3 separate regions of the Homo sapiens genome follow, and regions 2 and 3 are each linked to region 1. Evidence: chromatin loops called from intact Hi-C (ENCODE). Cell type or tissue: MCF 10A. All regions are shown on one strand. Links, peaks and the distances in the headings refer to the core of each region. The heading gives the core; the rest is flanking DNA. Region 1 overlaps COG6 (component of oligomeric golgi complex 6). Region 2 has its middle 240 kb from the start of NHLRC3. Region 3 overlaps LOC112268119 (protein SPT2 homolog).

Region 1 (5,000 bases), core at 1-5,000:
TCACAATTTCTACTTCCATTCTGTCTATTTTATTAAACCCTTATCAGCATTAGATATCATCTTTAAAAACTTTGCCAATGTAGATGAAAAATATTATCACACCATTTTATTTTTTATTTTTATTTTTAATTTTTTTTAAATTATACTTTAAGTTCTAGGGTACATGTGTACAACGTGCAGGTTTGTTACATATGTATACACGTGCCATGTTGGTGTGCTGCACCCATTAACTCGTCATTTACATTAGGTATATCTCCAAATGCTATCCCTCCCCCCTCCCCCTACCCCACGACAGGCCCCGGTATCACACCATTTAATTTACATATCATCGAATAGTGATGAATCGACATGTTTCTCATTTTGTTTTGCCATTTATATTTCTTTACTTTTTTTGTTTTGGTTTATATCTTATGTCCATTTAAAAAATTATTTCGAAATTATTTGGTGTAGGTGAACCTAGAGGTAGAATTAAGATACGACAGAGATAAGTTTTCAAGAAAAAGAAAAGTACCACAGGATTCATAAATCATGTTCTGGGCTGATTTGAAGGAATCATGAAAATTAAGTAGTCCGTTTATTTTAAATACTTAGGCAGTATACGACTGGACATACTGAAAATTGATGTACATGTGTTTATATACAGTAATTCCCAACCTTGTCTATGGTTTTGCTTTGTGTGGTTTCCATTACTTATGGTCAACTGCAGTCTGAAAGTAATAAATGGAGAATTTCAGAAATAAGCAATTTGTAAGCTTTAAATTATGTACCATTTTGAGTAGCATGATGAAATCTCAAGTGGTTGGCTCCCACTTTGGTGGGACATCAGTCATCCCTTTTTCTAATGTGTGATGCTATATACACCACCACTCAGTAGTCACTTAGTAGCCGTCTCAGTTATCAGATTGAAAAACAGTACGTGTAGGATTTGGTACCGTCAGCAGTTTCAGGCATCCACTGGAGGGTCTTGGACTATATCCCCCGAGGATAAGGGGGGACCATTGTAATTACTTCTTAAAAATAAGTGGGGATTCCTATACATACTTTCTCGCAACTTTTTATACCTATAAAATGCCTTATGGATCATTTTGTTAGTACATATAGATCTACCTCAGTTTGATCTATTATGTATTTTTCCATAGTGTATATTTCACATATTATTATTTATTTATATAATATACAGTGATTGCACAAACATAATCTTAAATACGCTAGAAGTTATAATTTATATGTTATGTTAATATTTATCTCCTATACTTTTTACTTAGACATTGAAAGCCCTCTAAAAGTTCCATATGTTGATGTAAAGTAAGGACAAGGTCTGTGTCATAAGTGCCTTTTATCACACTCGTCTCTGGCATAGGCCTTATACATTGTGAGTCTCCAATAATGTTATTTGAATGAGTGAATATTCCCAAACCAAATCACTGGACCATCTAACAATAACTTCCTGTCAGAATGGTTGTGAAAATTTACCTGGAAAGAATACATGTGGTAAAACTAGAGTAATATGATAATAAAAAATATATTAGAATTTATTGTCACTACTTTTAAAGTTACCATCTTGATATATTAAACTCTTGTTTTAGTACTGTGCCCATTATAAAAATATTTTTGCACCATCTCTTTTGTAGCTATATATAGAGCCTGTGTTTCTGTCTTTATCTCATGATTGATTTTTAGATCCACATTATTTGGAATGAATTGTAATGATTAAGGGGTATGATCAAGGTGGGTAGCATTTGTTTTGGTTACAACAAAATGAAACTATAAACTAAAGAGACAAATTTTCCTTTGTGCCTAATAAATTGATTCTAAAGATAGATCCAAAAAAGCTCCCAAAAACATTTTATTTCACATGGTTAATTTGCATAGTCTCAAGGAATTTGATGAAATTTTATAATTACTTTAAATTCTTAATGATAATGACTGGAACTTTTAAAAATATAAAACAAAACCTGTTAAGGTAACTCTTTAAGCTTTTAAAAATTCATTTTTAATTTATAATTGACATATAATGATTATATATATTTATGGGGTACAATGTAATGTTTCAAGGTAATTACCATATCTATCACTTTAAACATTTATCATTTCTTTGTGGTGACAATATTCAAACTCTTCGCTATCTTGAAATACCACTGCATTGTTATTTGCTGTAGTCACCCTAGTTTGTAATAGAACAGTAGAACTTACTCTTCCTAACTGTAACTTTGTACTCGTTGACCAATCTCTTCCTGTCCCCTTCTCCCCACTATCTTCCCCAACCTCTGATAACCATGATCTCTCACCATACATAAAAATAAACTCTAAATGGATTAAAGAGTAAACTATACGACCCCAAGTTGTATAACTACCAGAAAAAAAATAGGAGAATTGTTTCATGAAATTGGACTGGGCAAGAATTTTTTGAATAAGACCTCAAAAGCACAGGCAACAAAGCAAAAATAAGATAAATATTAAGATAACTTTTAGATATCAATAATAAGATGATTAAGAACATGACATTTAAATCTGTGTATATTCAATTAGGTGATTTATCATTTGAAATAAACAGATCTTTGCTGCCACCTGGAGGATTTTTGCTTGTAAATTTCTTTATTCAGTAGGAGCATTAGCATTCAACTTTGAATTTAAAACCTCCATCCCAAAGGTGCAAATAAAACAGAGGTGGCAGATGCATTGTACCATCTATACAAATAGTGTTTATGTTTATCTTTGTTCATTCTTATTTGAATTTTGTTTAATTGTGGAATATTACTATTCTCTGAATATTGCTAGTGAAATACTTTTATAACTTTATTTATATATTTTCAGTTCTGAGATACAGAAACCAGGAATGTTGAGTTTCTGTTCAAGTAGTTTGTGTTCCTAACTTGCCTGTGGGTATTGATTCTTCTCAGTCCCATAGGTCCTTGAGTGTGCCTTTTTCCGTCAGCTAGTTTAGATAGGTTGCACTCATATAATTTAAAAGGTTGTTTTTATTACTATATTTTGTAGAAAAAGTGGGGAAGACCAAAGTGGATAAGTGACTAGCAATTTATGGAGAATTAATAAAGGAGTTCTTCTATAACATAAAATAAACTAATAAATTTGATTTTTGATATGTACGTCATGTGAAAACTTAAAAGGCTTAGGAATTGTTTTAGTGACTGAAAAGAAATTGGTTGAAAACAGGAACATATTTCTCTCTTATAAAAGCATCTAGCAAACTGCAAGGTGAACTATTTAAGTACTTGTAAGTGGCTGCAAATTTGTAATGCAGGGACCATGCATGGACTTATTTGTTCTTTTGCGTAATGATCAACTCCATTTATTGTGTGCAAGTATCTGAAATAGAACAATATTAGCTAATTTTATCACCTACATGTCTGATAAAATTCTAATATTTGAGGCAGAAACAAGACTTTTGAAAATATTGAGAACTTTTCATACCTTTGTTTTAAAAATTTATTATGTCTGAGATAGAATTTGTTTTAAAGCTATGCAACTGTGTAAGATGCTTGATTTTTATTGCTTGTTTTGAAAATTACAGCCAAAAATTAGAGATAAGAGCTCAAGTTGCAGATGCCTTCTTATCCAAGTTCCAACTGACTTCTGATGAAATGAGTCTTCTCCGAGGTACAAGAGAAGGACCCATTACTGAGGTATCCTGGCTTTCTGTTATAATCATTTAAAGTTTAGTAGTTACAGATATTAGAGAGAAATTGCTTTTTTGAAGCTTTATTTTCCCATTAAAAAAAGTTTCATCTGAGAATATTTTTATGTTTGGAAATTTAAGATGTGTATTTTAATTATATTTTTCAAAGTAATACATGTACTTTTTAAAAAGAGTCAAAGTTATAAAAAGAAAATCTATGTCACCTATTTTACTCTTCCTCACCTCTAGGTCTTTTGTCAACCATTTTCAATGTTATTAATTGCTTCTTTTGTAAATTCTATATTCTAGATCTATAGTTAAAAAGAATATGCTTTGATTATCTATGTTAACTATTTTCTATTGATTCTCTATTGTGAAATGTGAGGATTTAGCCTTCTACCCACTCTGTCTCCTCCCCCAACACAGATAGTACACACATATGTTCTCTTTATCTCCTTCATACATCATAGTACAGTTAGACCACATTTTCTATTTTCTTTTCCTTTTTTTTTGAGACAGGGTCTCGCTCTGTCAACCTGGCTGGAGTGCAGTAGCACGAACACAGCTCACTGCAGCCTCAACCTCCCAGGCTCAAGTGATCCTCTCATCTCAGCCTCCCAGGTAGCTAGGGTATCCAGGCATGCACCACCACTCCTGGCTGATTTTTTAATTTTAATTTTTAGTAGAGATAGGATCTCACTGTGTTGCCCAGGCTGGTCTTAAACTCCTGAGCTCAAGCGATGTGCCTACCTCGGCCTCCCAAAGTGCTGGGACTATAGGTCTGAGCCATAGTACCTACCCACACATTTTTCATTTTCATTACAGTGACATTACAGTGATTGCATGTTCTTTCTTTTATAACTTTGTGTCTTTCCTTGGGTTAGAAATCACTTGTTTTTTCATCTAATTAATTTTTTAAGCTATTCCATTTTTTCCAAACTGGCTGACAGAATTATATAACCTCTCAAAATGTTAAATAACAAGAAAAAGTTTCGTTTCTTTTTTTTTCCTTGAAGACATTCAATTTTTCCAGAAAGGAATCTTTTGGTCTTCTCGCTGGGAAGAACTGTAAACTTAAGCCTATCGTCATCATTGTGGGATCAGAGGGCAAGAAGGGTTCTTGAGGTGGGGAAGGGTTCTCACTGAGTGTCTCTGAGTAGGTATCACTTTTACTGGCTTGGCTAAAATGGAACCAGTCATTTGGGTGTAGAGAGGTAAATAGGTGAGAGAATTAATAGAGATATTATGTATTAGTATGTACTGCCCTCATGTTTTGAGGAACTTTGCACATATGAAATATTTGACATATCATTTTTTCTCCCCTTGGTAGAAATTAGAAAATGAGGGTTATTATTATTATTAT
Region 2 (6,764 bases), core at 1,020-6,019, 400 kb before region 1:
CGGTCCCATGACATTATAAAGCTACATTTTTACCATACCCCTTCTATGTTTATTTCTATGTTTTGATACATAGATACCATTGTATTACAATTGCTGCAGTATTCAGTATAGTAACATGCCATATATTTTGTAGTCTAGAAGCAATAGGCTGTATCATATAGCCTAGGTGTGTAGCAGGCTATACTATTTAGGTTTGTGTAAGTATACTCTGTAATGTTTGCACCACATCAAAATCACCTAATGACACATTTCTCCAAATATGTCCCCACTGCTAAGCAATGCATGGCTGTACATGTTAATTAAACATTATTTTATTTATAATTAACATGTGTACCACAAATTAACACATCAAGCATTGTAAAAATGCATATATTCAACTTGGTCAAAAAATTATCCTTGGGAAAATTATCTTATCAGGATTACGTTATGTTCAGGCATATAAAGTATTCTTTGAGTCTACTTAACTTAGGATTATATTCATGTCAAGGCATTGTTTTAAAGAATTTTTGCTGGAAAGTCATTAAAATGTCAAAAAGAGAAAAAATTCTTTCCAGAGTCAATGAATGTCAGTCATGGAAACAACACGTATATCATCAATGCCCTATCTCCTTTTCTGTTCTCATCCCAGAAGTGAAGAGATCAGTTCTTCTTTGCAGAGCACCAGAAGCAGTAATCACTTGCAAAACAAACTAAAGTGCTAAGAAAAGAATTACCTTCCCTTCAGTACAGCTATGCAAGTAATTAAGAATGACTTCTTGGGTTTTTTAAATTAAGAACTTTTTTTTTTAGAGACGGGATCTCTGTTTTGCCCAGGCTGGAGTGCAGTGGCTTTTCTCAGGGGCAATCATAGCACACTGCTGCCTCCAACTCCTGGCCTCAAGAAATCCTCCCGCCTCAGCCTCAGCCTCAGGGATAGCTGGGACTACAGGTGGGTACCACCCAGCCCAGCTTAAAGGCTTCTTCTTAAAAGTCCTGGAGGAAAAAAAAACCTTAAAATTTGGAGGCTCGATGAAGCCCGAAAGAATGATAGTCTGTTGGTGAAACTGAGATAAAAAAGGAAGGTTTGGGAGATGGTGTGTCTGATAACTGGATCATATATTTTGAGTCTGAAGTGGTGTGGTACAACTAACGGGCCCTGAAAAGGAGTGTGTTGAGCAAGACTGAAGGTTCTCAAACTTAAAAGCACATTAGAATCAATCGCAGAACTTTTATTGATGGCAGCCCATCTCCCTTCTCCAGAAGGGGAATTCAGTGGGCCTTGGGTGAGGCAAAGGCATTTTTTAAGTGCCCTGGCTTAGGGTGGTAAATCTCTTGGACAGATACAGAAGTCAGGTTCAGTCTGTTGAGGTGGAGTAATTATTCCCAGCTTAAGTCAATGTGGTTGGTTGATAAGAAAAATGAGAGGGGGTCAGACCCAGGTTTACATTCCATTCTGCCACTTCCTGGGTGTTGGGATCTTTGACAAGGAAATTAACTTTTCTGAGACTCCCTTCCCCTATTCTGTATTATATAGATAATAATATCTCTTTTATAAGACTGATGTGAAAAGATGGAAGGCTGCTGGCTTATGTCCCCAAATATTTTTATTCTTTTTTTCTCCTGTTCCTACATTGAAGTCTTGGAAAGGTGGTTATTTTTAAGCCATTTGGATAGTTACTGATTTGTAGCATGTACTTACTTTTCTGTGAAATAAAAAAGTTAATGACCAATTATGATCTTCTGTGCTGACCATGTTGCACATTCTATTTACTGGATGCCAAGGGGGCAATGATAGCCATGGTACTGATTAATAGAGTCTTGTGACAGATGGGATTCATTTAAACTTCTAAGACAGTAATTGCTTACATTCAACTGTGGAAAGTCTACATTAAAAATCCAGATGGAACATGGAACTTACTTTCAATGTGCGTGTATAATGTATACTGGTATTAAACATGCAGACACATACATATCTCTGTGGCCTTCATATATATCTATGAAGACTCATGTGTACTTCATTTCCTTGTACACATCATAGAACTCAAAATTCTCCATTTTCCAAGTTATGCAGGCTATTTTGACAGAAAAATAATAATATTGTAACCAAGAAATAGTCTGTGAGCCTTAGTGATGAAATAAAGGATGGAAAGGAAGGAAGGAGGGAGGGAAGGAAGGGAGGGAGGGAGGGAGGAAGGAAGGAAGGAAGGGAGGGAAAGAGAGAGAAAGAGAGAAGAAAGAAAGAAAAAGAAAGAAAGAGAGAGAGAAAAGAAAAGTAAAGAGAAAAGAAAAGAAAGAGAAGAAGAGAGGGAGGGATGGAGGGAGGGAGGGAAAAATGTAAAAGAGAGAGAAAAAGAAAGAAAGCAAGAGAGAGGAAAGAAGGAAAGGAAGGAAAGAAAAAAGCCCAGTGAATTGGACCAGAAAGAAATATCTAGGGAGGCCTTTAAGGTAATTTGTGCTAATGATGTAGTTTGCAAATCTAGCTGAATTAAACATTCAATCTGCCCACTCCCATATGGAAATGTTTCTACTGACATTGTTCCCTTGGCAAACACCCATCTTCTCTTAATCATTAGAATTTATTAACTACAGTACTAGGAAAGAGAGCCAAACGCATGTGGCCACAAAAATGCCTTCTCATTGTTATTCAACTTTAAATAATAATGTACAAAATTATATAATATAATCCAATAATAATCATTATTATTGTGGTTTTCAAACTTGGCCTTCCAACTCCTCATTTTTATTTTCCCTGTCTTGAGTTCCAAAAAACCAAAGCTGAAGACAAAGTTCATATGAAATTGATTTATTAAAGGAATGCTTATGGGGGGATACTTTTTCACTGGTCTCTCCTATTTCTGTGTATGTTATAAATAGAGACACTGGCTGCATTTATTCTTAATTGTTTTTTCAACGTATTTATATAGCAGAGCCATGGAAGCTAGAGACACTGTCTTCATCCATAACAAAAGGTAGGTGTGTTTATTGTTTAGTATAGTAAAGATAACATTTTCTTCCAAGACAAAGGTTAGGCAAGTTTGCTTAGTTCTCAATATAAAAGATTGAGGTTCCCTAAACTCAAGTTTTCTCTTCTGTAATGCAACCTACCGTGTATCCAAGTGTCATCCGGCTCTCTTTGCATCACCCTGTGGATAATGCCACTTGCCATAAACTGTTCTTTGTCTCTGACACAAGAGTCTCCTTTCTTCTTCTAGCATCCATGAAACTGTGGCAGGTTAACTTATTAGCTTGCAAGTAAAAACCAATCTCAGACCTTTAAAGTCCTGACCGCTTTAGCAATAAGGATGGGGTTCTGCTAAAGACATGATTTCTGAAAGGGGAAGAATGAAGGCTTCTTGAACCAATTAAGAGAATGTGAAATACATTCAGGGGAATCTGTAGTGAATATCCTGACCAAGTTGTATGGTCAGCCAGGCAAAGAGTAGTCCTCAATTTAATACCTGGTAATGAAAATGAGGAAGGTGGTTGCAGGTCGAATCCTGGGAAGTAGGTTAAAAGACAGCTGCCAGGTGGCGCCTTTGTTGTTGCTAATTTTCCTCTGCGTGGTGAGACTTCCTTAGCAATTTAGCCGTCAGCCTCAAGTCCACCCCACTGTCACAACTAGTATAAAAATGGGCAGCAGAAATTTCCAGCACTCTACAGAAAACAGTTATAAAGATGCACCCCTACACTAAAGTGTGAAAGGAGAAAAATTCACAACCACTAAGGGAAGAAATCAGTTGACTTGTTAGAACTTTGGTATACATACTGGGAAATTCTTCCAGAAACCAGGAGGTTGTAGAAATGAGAGAATTGCTGAGTGACAGTTCTCTATGGGTCTCTCATGTTTCTCCATGTCCTGGGAGCAGAGGCATTGGTTACCAATGCTCTGGACTATCTTTTACGAAGTGTTTGTATAGTGAACAGCTTTGGAAGACAAAGAGAGTAAATCCTTTCACAACAAAGTGCTGGTTTGCTTACTTCCTGTTATAAAAGATTCAGAATCCTGAAGCTCAGAGTGTTTGTAATGGAACTGCACGTGCAGTTGTCATCTGGCCCTGTTTGAAAATAAGGGCTTGGGGAACCTATGCCAAAATAATGATACTCTGGCTACTGCTATTGCTATGTGTACAAAATTGTTCTTTGTTTCTGACACAGGAGTCTCCTGTCTTCTTCCAGCATTGATAAAACTGTGGCAGGCTAACTTAGCTTGCAACTAGGGCAACCTACCCCTGTTCACAGTCCTTGACAGTGCTCTCAGGAGAAAACTGCAGGGGAGGGAGAGAAGCAGAATGGGGAAGGGGCAAGACAGTGAGTTCAGATGGAATCTATGCTTATCTCAATCTAATGGTGGACAAGTAGAGTTTAAATTGCACTTCAGAGTTCATCCTACTAGTGGTTTGAGTGGGTCTTTTTTATCCCCCGACCCCAGACAGTCATTGGTTTTTGGCCACCCAGGAGTGATACTGGGGAGAGCACACCATCCAAGCACCGCCTAACAGGAAGGCTGCAACATCCAGGGGAAGTCCTCCAGAGACAGCTGACTTATGGATTAGCAGCAGCACCCACAACAGCCTGTGAATAGAATCCCTAGGCACCAATTGCATCAGGTACACGGATATTAATTAAATGCTCCTAATGTGGACAGCAGTGTTTTAAGGTGAGTGTAGTTCAAGCCAAGGTTGCACAATGAAAGGAAGCAATTTTGGATTAGTATGATGGCTCTAGACAAGGTCAAATCAAGGGAGAAGCAATGACCTAGTGGCTCTAGAAGCTGGCCAGCAGCCTGCCAAAAGACAGTCATATTGGCAAAAAAAGAGAAAAGCTAGAGAAACAAAGATTTGTTTTCCTGCCTATGTGTTATCCTTCTGTTCTCCCCCTTTAGAATACGGTCCTTACAAACCATGGAAGAGAAGATGTGGCCTCTCCTAATTTGGAGAGAAGGGCAAGACATATCTTTTAAAAAGAAGATTTTAAAATTACATCAAATATGAATAAATTGCTGGGGTAAACTGTAGGGCCACTTCTGTAGTACTGATTTGTTGTGTTAGACAGAAGTTTTAAAATAAAAAAGAAGACATAAAATAAAAGATGTTTTTTTAAATAGGCATTCAGAGCGAGTTTTTAAAGCTTCAGAGCTATTCCGGGATAGCACCCCACCAAAGTGATAAGTCATGCTTCTGGAACAAAATAGCATCTTTGGATTGTGGCAGCCCCACGTACCCAATGTTATGTACTTTTGTCCAAATAACTTTTGTAGAGCAAGAAACTCTCCTTAAATCACACTAGTTTCTAGTAACTGTACTTCAGCAGTTACATGAGATAAAAAAATTAAAATGTCAATAGCAAATGTCTCTGCTAAGGGTGCCTTCACAGTTGATCAGCTTGATAGTGCTGTAAAAGGCAGCCTGTGCTTTGGGCCTATTTTGGGTCAGCCATATGATCATTTGTCCACATTGGTCCAGTAAATACAACCTAGAAAAGACTACTTTCTGTGGTAGAAATGAACAAAGAGTGTGAGCAGTTAGCGCAACATCCAGAAAACTCCTTTTGTCTTGTAAATCGTAAGTTAGATTGGATAGATGTAATTGAGAAAGTTCAGACTTAATAGGACCAATCCGAGTCATAGAACTTTAGGGGACATTCTGAGCAATGACAAACCTGATGGGCATTTATTGAGTTAACTCTCTACAATCTGGTTTGGGCATTTTTTTTTTATCAGTCTGTACTACCTCTTTTCTTCATTTTTGCGGGGAACATAAGGAAAGATCGTGATAGCTTAAATAAAGTTTCTGGTAAATTTTTGAGTGAATAAAGCTACATTTTCAGAAATGTAAATATATGATGACAACTATACAACAAATAGAGAACCCAGAATTAAACTGGATTATGCAAAATAGCCTGGCAGATGCCACATTCTTTGAAAGGATCAAAAATATTTGCCTCTCTTCTATTTGGCTCAAGAGTATGTTTTATTTGGGTGTTTCACTGACTCTGCAATATTTTAAGTAGTTATTAAATACGTTTGCCATAAAAGCTTAGCGGTCTTGTCCTGTAACAGGCCCTCTTAACTCATTTGTGTTAGTTCTTGGACTCTGAGAACTATTTGGGTTTATAACCTTTGATCTGTTTTTTTCAATATCAGAATCAAATGAATAGATAGATCCTAATAAATGATTTCATATGAGTAAGGTCTGAATATGCTGAATGCTCTATGACGAAGATATTGTGACAATTGACTTCAGGAATAAAAACATGATTTCATAATAAAAATAATTATTATGGAAAAGTAACTCTCAATAATACATACATTCTTCAGAAAGTATTATAGCATTTTCTTACTTTAAAATATTACATATAGATGGAAAGATAGATATAGCATGTATTTTAAATTAACAAATACACGTAAGGTAAAAGTTCATGAAAAACCATGGAGGTCATGAGAAAGAACTTGGGCACTATCCCCATAAACCTAAGTCCCTATAGCCTTGCAAATTATACTCACTACCTGCCCCACTCCGTAAAATGTAACCACTCTTCTAAATTTTGTGACAATAACATCTCTTTTTTTATAGTTTTACCATGTGCAAATGACATTGATAAAGTAAGATTTTAGTTTTGCATGTTTCTGAACTCGTGAGATCATACTGCATATGTGACTTTGTGTCTTGTCTTTTTAACTTAGCAACATATGTGTAAAATTCATCCATGTTGATGTTTGCAGCAATAGTTTACTTGTGTACATTTTATATAAATTTTATAGATGTATCATAATTTATATATCATGT
Region 3 (6,764 bases), core at 854-5,853, 65 kb before region 1:
ACCAGGAAAGAACATAACAGTGTTGAGGGAGAATTTCTCAAGCAAACAGTGGCTGGGGAGGCATTCATTGTCCACAGTGTGTATTGCAGAAGATGGACCCTCCTTAAAGTGTGGCAATAGAAACAGGAACAGCTATGAAAATGGCTTATAAAATGTTTATTCTTAAAGTCTCAACTTTGAGCAATTCAGAGAGACAGAAATTCTCAGCATTATAAAATAGCCTGATACGAAAAGGTTCCTCTTAAATACAAACCAGCAAGAGAGAGATGCAGACAGGTGGGAGGTCCAAATGAGAACCAGTAGATAACAAAAGAGAGGCTTTAAGTAGGGGCAGGGAGGAGAGATTTTTTCCTTAACTTCTCCTGGATGTGGAGCTCATCATTTCTTTGTCAATAAAAAAATACATGATTTGTTCCTCGACACATGCTGCGAGATATCCCAAGAAATGCTCCACCAGCTGAAAACCTACCATCACAGTTTTCAGTACAGATGCAGTGAACAAGGTTTAAAAAAACATAGTTGGAGATCATAGTAAGTTCCTCCATTCTGCCATTTCCTTCCTCCCTTCATTCCTTTTTTCTTTTCTTTTTTTTTTTTTTTTTTTCTTTTTTTGAGACGGAGTCTCACTCTGTCGCCCAGGCTGGAGTGCAGTGGCGCGATCTCGGCTCACTGCAAGTTCCGCCTCCGGGGTTCACACCATTCTCCTGCATCAGCCTCCCGAGTAACTGGGACTACAGGCACCCGCCACCATGCCTGGCTAATTTTTTGTATTTTTAGTAGAGATGGAGTTTCACTGTGTTAGCCTGGATGGTCTCGATCTCATGACCTCGTGATCTGCCCGCCTCAGCCTCCCAAAGTGCTGGGATTACACTTCTCTTCATTTCTAAATTGCCCTTTCCCTTCACAAATCCCTTCTCAAGACTAATTTAAAGGGGCATTGATTGCTATGACATTTTACTGCAATGAGTCCATTATATACATGGGGGAAAAATCTCAGGGGACAAGTGATCTCTCAGATTTCCTGCACTCCATCTCCAGTAGTCTATGAGTGAGATAGTGCATTGCTTTTAGAATGCTAACTCTCCTATTTGTATGCATATATTTACCATAGCTATCTCAACATCCTATTAAATCGGAGTTGCCCATTTCATTTTCGATGAACTTTCTTTCATGTGTTTGATAGACGCAAGACACCCCCCACCCCATAGAAACTGTATTTGTCTAGTTACATACAATTTCTAAACATAGTGATTTGTATGACTGAATTCCCCAGGAGCTTTCATGGAAATGAGGTAGATACCGTCTGTGACCTGCTCCCAGTGTTGCTGTCTGCATTATTCATTTAAAGTTTGCAAATTACTTTGGACTATGAAGTGCCATAGAGTTTCTATGTATTATTCTTTTATGAATTAAAGTAGCATATAAATATTAAATTAATAACTTATTTATAAGAAAAAAAGTGAAGCGTTAAATCAGATTTAACATAGCAAATACTTCATATTAAACCATCAAAATTGAAAATGTCCATAATACGTAATATATATACTTTTGCTACGTGACCCAGTTTGCATTTTAAAGCAGTACATAATTACGTTTAATACTGAATCAGGGTCATGCTTCTGCTGCTTTTAAGTTATTTTTTTCTTCCAGGGTCAAAAATCATCTCTGTTTTTTTCAACATTATGACTATGTTTTTTGGTTTGTGTTTTTATTTTTCCATAATATGTAGAAAGATGAATATTATGGGTATATAGATTAAAAAAAAGTGTAATATTTGCTGAAATATTACTGTTTATTGACCAATATGCCGGCTACACCAGGGCTGTACTATGGAGTCATGTGGAAAAGAGGGAACTGCGAGGCAGGTGGATCACTTGAGGTCAGGAGCTAAGACCAGCCTGGCCAACATGGTGAAACTCCATCTCTACTAAAAAAAAAAAAAAAAAAAAAAAAAAATTACACAGGTGTGGTGGTACACACCTGTAATCCCAGCTACTCGGGAGGCTGAGGCAGGAGAATCGCTTGAAACCAGAAGGCAGAGGTTGCAGTGAGCCAAGATCACACCACTGCACTGCACTCCAACCTGGGTGATAGAGTGAGACTCCTCCTAAAAAACGATAATAAAATAAAATAATTTAAAAAAAAGAAAAGTAGGAACTAATTTTTAGCAGTTGGCACTGAGTTAAATTGTCAAAGATTGCATCTTAAACACTGTACTTGGTTGATTTGCCAGTTAGAGTGAATGACTGGATGAAAAGAGATGCTATTATATTTGGCTACTTTTGCCTTTGAAAGATCTATGTCTGTGTGACAAAAAGCTAAAGAGCAAGGGTGAGGTGACAAGAAGCAGAAGATACAATAAGAGTAGAGTTGAGAGCAGCATACAACATCAACCATATCAGCAGTTAGACAGCAGAGTTGGAGAGGAGGGAGAGAGAGGGAAAGGAGACAGAGATGGAGAGAGGGAAGGAAGAATAGAAGGAGAGGGAGAGAGAAGACTAAAATTTCATATGCTACCTTGACTTTGAGCCTAACATGTCGCAAAGGCCTAACTTTGGGTCAACTTGACACTCTGCAGTAGCTCACACCCCTATCCGGTGAAGCCCCTGCACTTCTGCAGATTCCTTGGAGAAACCCTGGTCTCCTCTCTCTGAGCTGTGGGTCTCACATCTGTCTCATCCTAGAGTTATCCTAGTAAATCCCAAGTGGTAACAGACTTCTTTATCTCCCAAGTAAGACCATACCAGGTAGCGGTTTTCCTAAAGGCTTACAGGATGACAAGGGAGGGGGATTGCAGTTTGGTTCTTCATAGCAGTTCACCCAAAATGGAATACTGGGCCTCCTAATCCTAGAACCCCTGCCATGGGGGATTTCACACAGGCTGCTGTCTCCTCAGGGAATTCTGCCTACTGCCAATTTGTACAGCCAGGCCAGTCCCTCTCCCTCCTTCAATGACTTCTCCTGCACCCCTAACTTTTTCTGAGCCCCTTGGCACCTCTCTCTTAGGCTGCGCTTGGAAAGGTAAGTCTTTCTTCTGTTCTCTGTATTGTTTGGCATTTCAGCATTCACCCTGTGTCTCCCTGTTGTTCACCCTCTGGGGGTGATCATGACCAAAGGCACTATAAGAGTTTTTCTGAGCCCCACCCCTTGCCCCAGTTAAAGAACAAAGTTATCTTGCTAAGGGAGTTTAGATTTGTGCCTTTCTAAAAAAATTAACTAGCTCAAATGTCAGTCTCCTTTTTAAAAACATAAAGTAATCTTATTTAAAGTATATTATTAGAAAGGAAACCTCTTTAAGAACAACACATTTTCATCTATTTAGCATGAATTCTATATTGCCTTAAAGAGATACGTTGAGCCAAAATGTTAAAATAAGAATCCCACATAACTCCTGGTCTAAAGAAAAGCATATAAAAATACACTGCTCAGCTGCCTTCAGAGAGATCTACCTTTTCCAAGAAGACTCAGAACGGGCTTCTGACCATCATAATCAGAATGCACTGCCTTCAGGAGCGGAAGGAACACTACATGGGGAGTCAGAAACCTGAGTTCAAATTCTGAGACTGGATCTTCAACATGCTAATTATGACTCAAATATCACGTCTATTATAACCTATTTACTCTCAACAGTGTCTTTATCTAATAAAATTATTCACCATTATATATGATCATTTGCCTTAGATGACATGAATCAGTTCCTTTATTCATATTAGCAATTGGTAGAGCTTGAATTAATGACAGTGCTTGGATTGTAATGCAATTTTCCTGACTGTTAAGTACTTGTTTCTTTATACCAGGCGCCTCCTAGTGGCAGAAATGCAGCAAAAAGGAGATTGAATCTTCAGTAATTTCTCTTCTAGGTGTAGGGATACAGGTTAGATTTCAGCTTAATTTTGTCTGACTTTTCTGTTAATTGATTAGTATCTCAAATGTCTCTACTCTTAACACATTAACATGGGCACAGGCTTGGCTTAGTATAGGTATATTGAAAGTGGCATTAAGTCAGGAGAAGCCCACGTTCTATCTTTGCTATAAGCTCCCTGTCGCTTAATTATATTTCTTCCTTTGCCTTTGTTTTCGTATATGTGGCTATTATTTCTTTCATGGTCATGATTCTCAATCAGAAATTATGTAGAGGTATTTACTTCACAGTTTTAAGTTTTTACTTACACTGCTTTTGATCTGAAAACATTGCAAGTCTTATTTCAACCTGGATATAACTTAGAAAACAAATAATTATGGTGCAGCAAAGAGAGGAAAAGCCTGATTTCCTTGATTCAAAGAAGCCTTTGGGTCTGGCTAAATAGACCGAGAATAAACATCCGGCGTTTGATTGATGCCTCCTAACTTGCAATTTTGTATATAAAGAGACAGAAAAGAGGGAGACACAAAAAGAAGCTCAATGCCACATCTAAACACTAAGGTAGAAGTCAGGAACACCCACTTCTGAGTTTGATGTAGCTGTTAAATTGTTGCTTGATTTTGGACAAGTAACAGTATAAAATGAGGAATCTGATCATCCTTCTGTTCTCTGCTCCCAACAAAGCTGTATGGTTGTCTTAGTTCCTTAGGGCTGCTGTTAGGTTGGTGCAAAAGCAATTGCAGTTTTTGCCATTACTTTTAACGGCAGAATACCATAACAGAATACCATGAATATATGTAACAGAATACTTAACACAATATAACAGAATACCATAAATCAGGTGCCTTCTAAACACAGAAATATATTTCTTACAGTCCTAAAGGCTGGAAAGTCCAAGATCAAGACACTGGCAGATTCAGGGTCTGGTGAGGGCCAGCTTCCTGGTTCATAGACAGCTGTCTTCTCTTGTGGTGTCCTCACATGGCAGAAGGAGCGAGGGAGCTCTCTGGGATCTCTTTTATAAGGGCACTAATCCCATTATGAGGGCTCTGTCCTCATGACCTGACCACCTCCCAAAGGCCCTGCCTCTGAATACCGTCACATTGGGAGTTAGGTCTCAATGTTTGAATGTTGTGAGGGTTATAAACATTCAGCCTATAGCAATGATTTACATAAAGTTTGTGGAATGAGACTGATAAAGTAATTACCAATAGCCAGTCAGGTTGGTATCAGAAAATTTCTTGCTGTAGTATGTTAGCTACGTGAGATAAACTTTTTGAAGATTAAACAAACCACAGCAGGGATATAGGTGAATGAATGCACCATTGTGCCACTGATTAACTTTTCTCCCATTTCTTATTCATATACTACTTAGATAAAATAATACTCTTTAATTTTTTTAAAGCCATAATAATAATTCCATTACACTAATCAGTACTAATCAGTGCTGGAGAACGATGAACAATCTGATGTCAGGCATCCAAATGTACTAAATTCATCCAAACCATCAGTTTTAAATCATTTATTTCCCTACCCAGGTTCTTCATAATTTCTATTCTGCCATCTTAGAAGTTATTTAGTTAAAAACAGTTCAATACATTCAAATCTACAGTAAATGTCTGACAATCTCTTTTAAGATGAATTATAGGGGACAATTGGTTTGCCAGGAGCATGCTAAGGTCAAGACCCTAAACATAACATAGTACAATGAACATAATTCCAATTGCTTTTTTCTGTTTAATATTAAAAAGAAAAGATTTTTTTGTCTACGTGCTTTTTTCAGATTTTCTTCAAGTGTTGACATGTAATAAACTTAAGTAGAAGCATCAGAAATAGCATAATGATTTGCTGCTACCAAGACAGGATTGATCTGAATTTGATTTAGCCATAGAAATACCTCCTGTGAGAGGAAGGCCAGGTGTAGTTTAGAGGAGGCAGATTTGGGCATTGCCACTCCCTGGTTTTCTTATCTCAGGTAAGTTACTTAGTGATATGGTTTGGCTGTGTCCCCACCCAAATCTCATCTTGATTTGTAACTCCCACAATTCCCATGCGTTGTAGGAAGAATCTGGTGGGAGGTGATTGAATTATGGGGGTGGGTCTTTCCTGTGCTGTTCTTGTGATAGTGAATGAGTCTCATGAGACCTGGTGCTTTAAAAACAAGAATTTACCTGCACAAGCTCTCTCTTTGCCTGCTGCCATTCATGTAAGACATGACTTGTTCCTCCTTGTCTCCCGCCATGTTTGTGAGGCTTCCCCAGCCACATGGAACTATAAGTCCAATTAAACCTCTTTCTTTGTAAATTGCCCAGTCTCAGGTATGTCTTTATCAGCAGTGTGAAAAGGGACTAATACACTTAGCCTGTGTCTAAAACTCAATATGCTCATGGGCAAGGTAGAGATAATAATCTCTGCCCATAGAGTTATTCTAAAGACTAAATAAGATAATATATGTAAAATACTTAAAGCCATGCCTGACATGTAGCAACTGCTCAATAAATGGTGGCTATTATTGTATCAATAATAAGTTTTCTCTTTTATTATTCTAGGATCAGTTAGCAAGAAATAATCCAACACAGTCAAACTTACAATAAATGTCTGACTTACCCTTTTAAGATAAATTGTTATATGAAACTAATATGAACCTTCTTTTAAAAACATGATTATTCAACATGCAATCTATTATGTTTTCCACAGTTTATTTTCAAAGAAAAGACAAATTCTGACCAAGTTTTTCATAGAAATAAAAACATCAAACAGTACCCTAATTTTGATGTATTGATCAGCTTACTATCTTGAACAAAATGGTGGCCAATAAAGACTTCTCAATGGACATGATGTCTGATACTTTGATACATTTTAATGAAAATCAAACAATGGAGAAGTGATAGAAATATATGTT

What was found. Hi-C counts contacts between places; a loop is a spot of excess contacts. Peaks named below come from ENCODE experiments on the same cell type or tissue, not always from the same donor. Only the 100,000 strongest peaks of a DNase experiment are listed, where the experiment ranks them.
Region 2: a loop joins it to region 1, with 11 times the contacts of the local background. A loop is called at or near these places in 5 of 110 quality-filtered maps.
Region 3: it touches region 1 in a loop (7-fold over the local background); 10 of 110 quality-filtered maps call a loop at or near these places.

The regions. Positions count from the first base shown.
Region 1 is chr13:39,673,936-39,678,935 of GRCh38, forward strand. COG6 (component of oligomeric golgi complex 6) reads left to right here. Exons shown (of 19, transcript NM_020751.3): 5 at 3,533-3,644. Among named protein-coding and RNA genes, the nearest start is that of MIR4305, 12 kb to the left of the region's middle. In MCF 10A, for the core only: no CTCF peak of the experiment used is centred there; a DNase peak (open chromatin) is centred at 2,576.
Region 2 is chr13:39,270,636-39,277,399 of GRCh38, forward strand. No RefSeq gene overlaps it. Among named protein-coding and RNA genes, the nearest start is that of NHLRC3, 240 kb to the left of the region's middle. In MCF 10A, for the core only: a CTCF peak has its summit at 3,588; no DNase peak of the experiment used is centred there.
Region 3 is chr13:39,608,423-39,615,186 of GRCh38, forward strand. It overlaps LOC112268119 (protein SPT2 homolog), which reads left to right. Exons shown (of 4, transcript XM_035861111.2): 4 at 1-574. Among named protein-coding and RNA genes, the nearest start is that of LHFPL6, 8.6 kb to the left of the region's middle. In MCF 10A, for the core only: a CTCF peak has its summit at 3,805 (motif pointing left); a DNase peak (open chromatin) is centred at 3,789.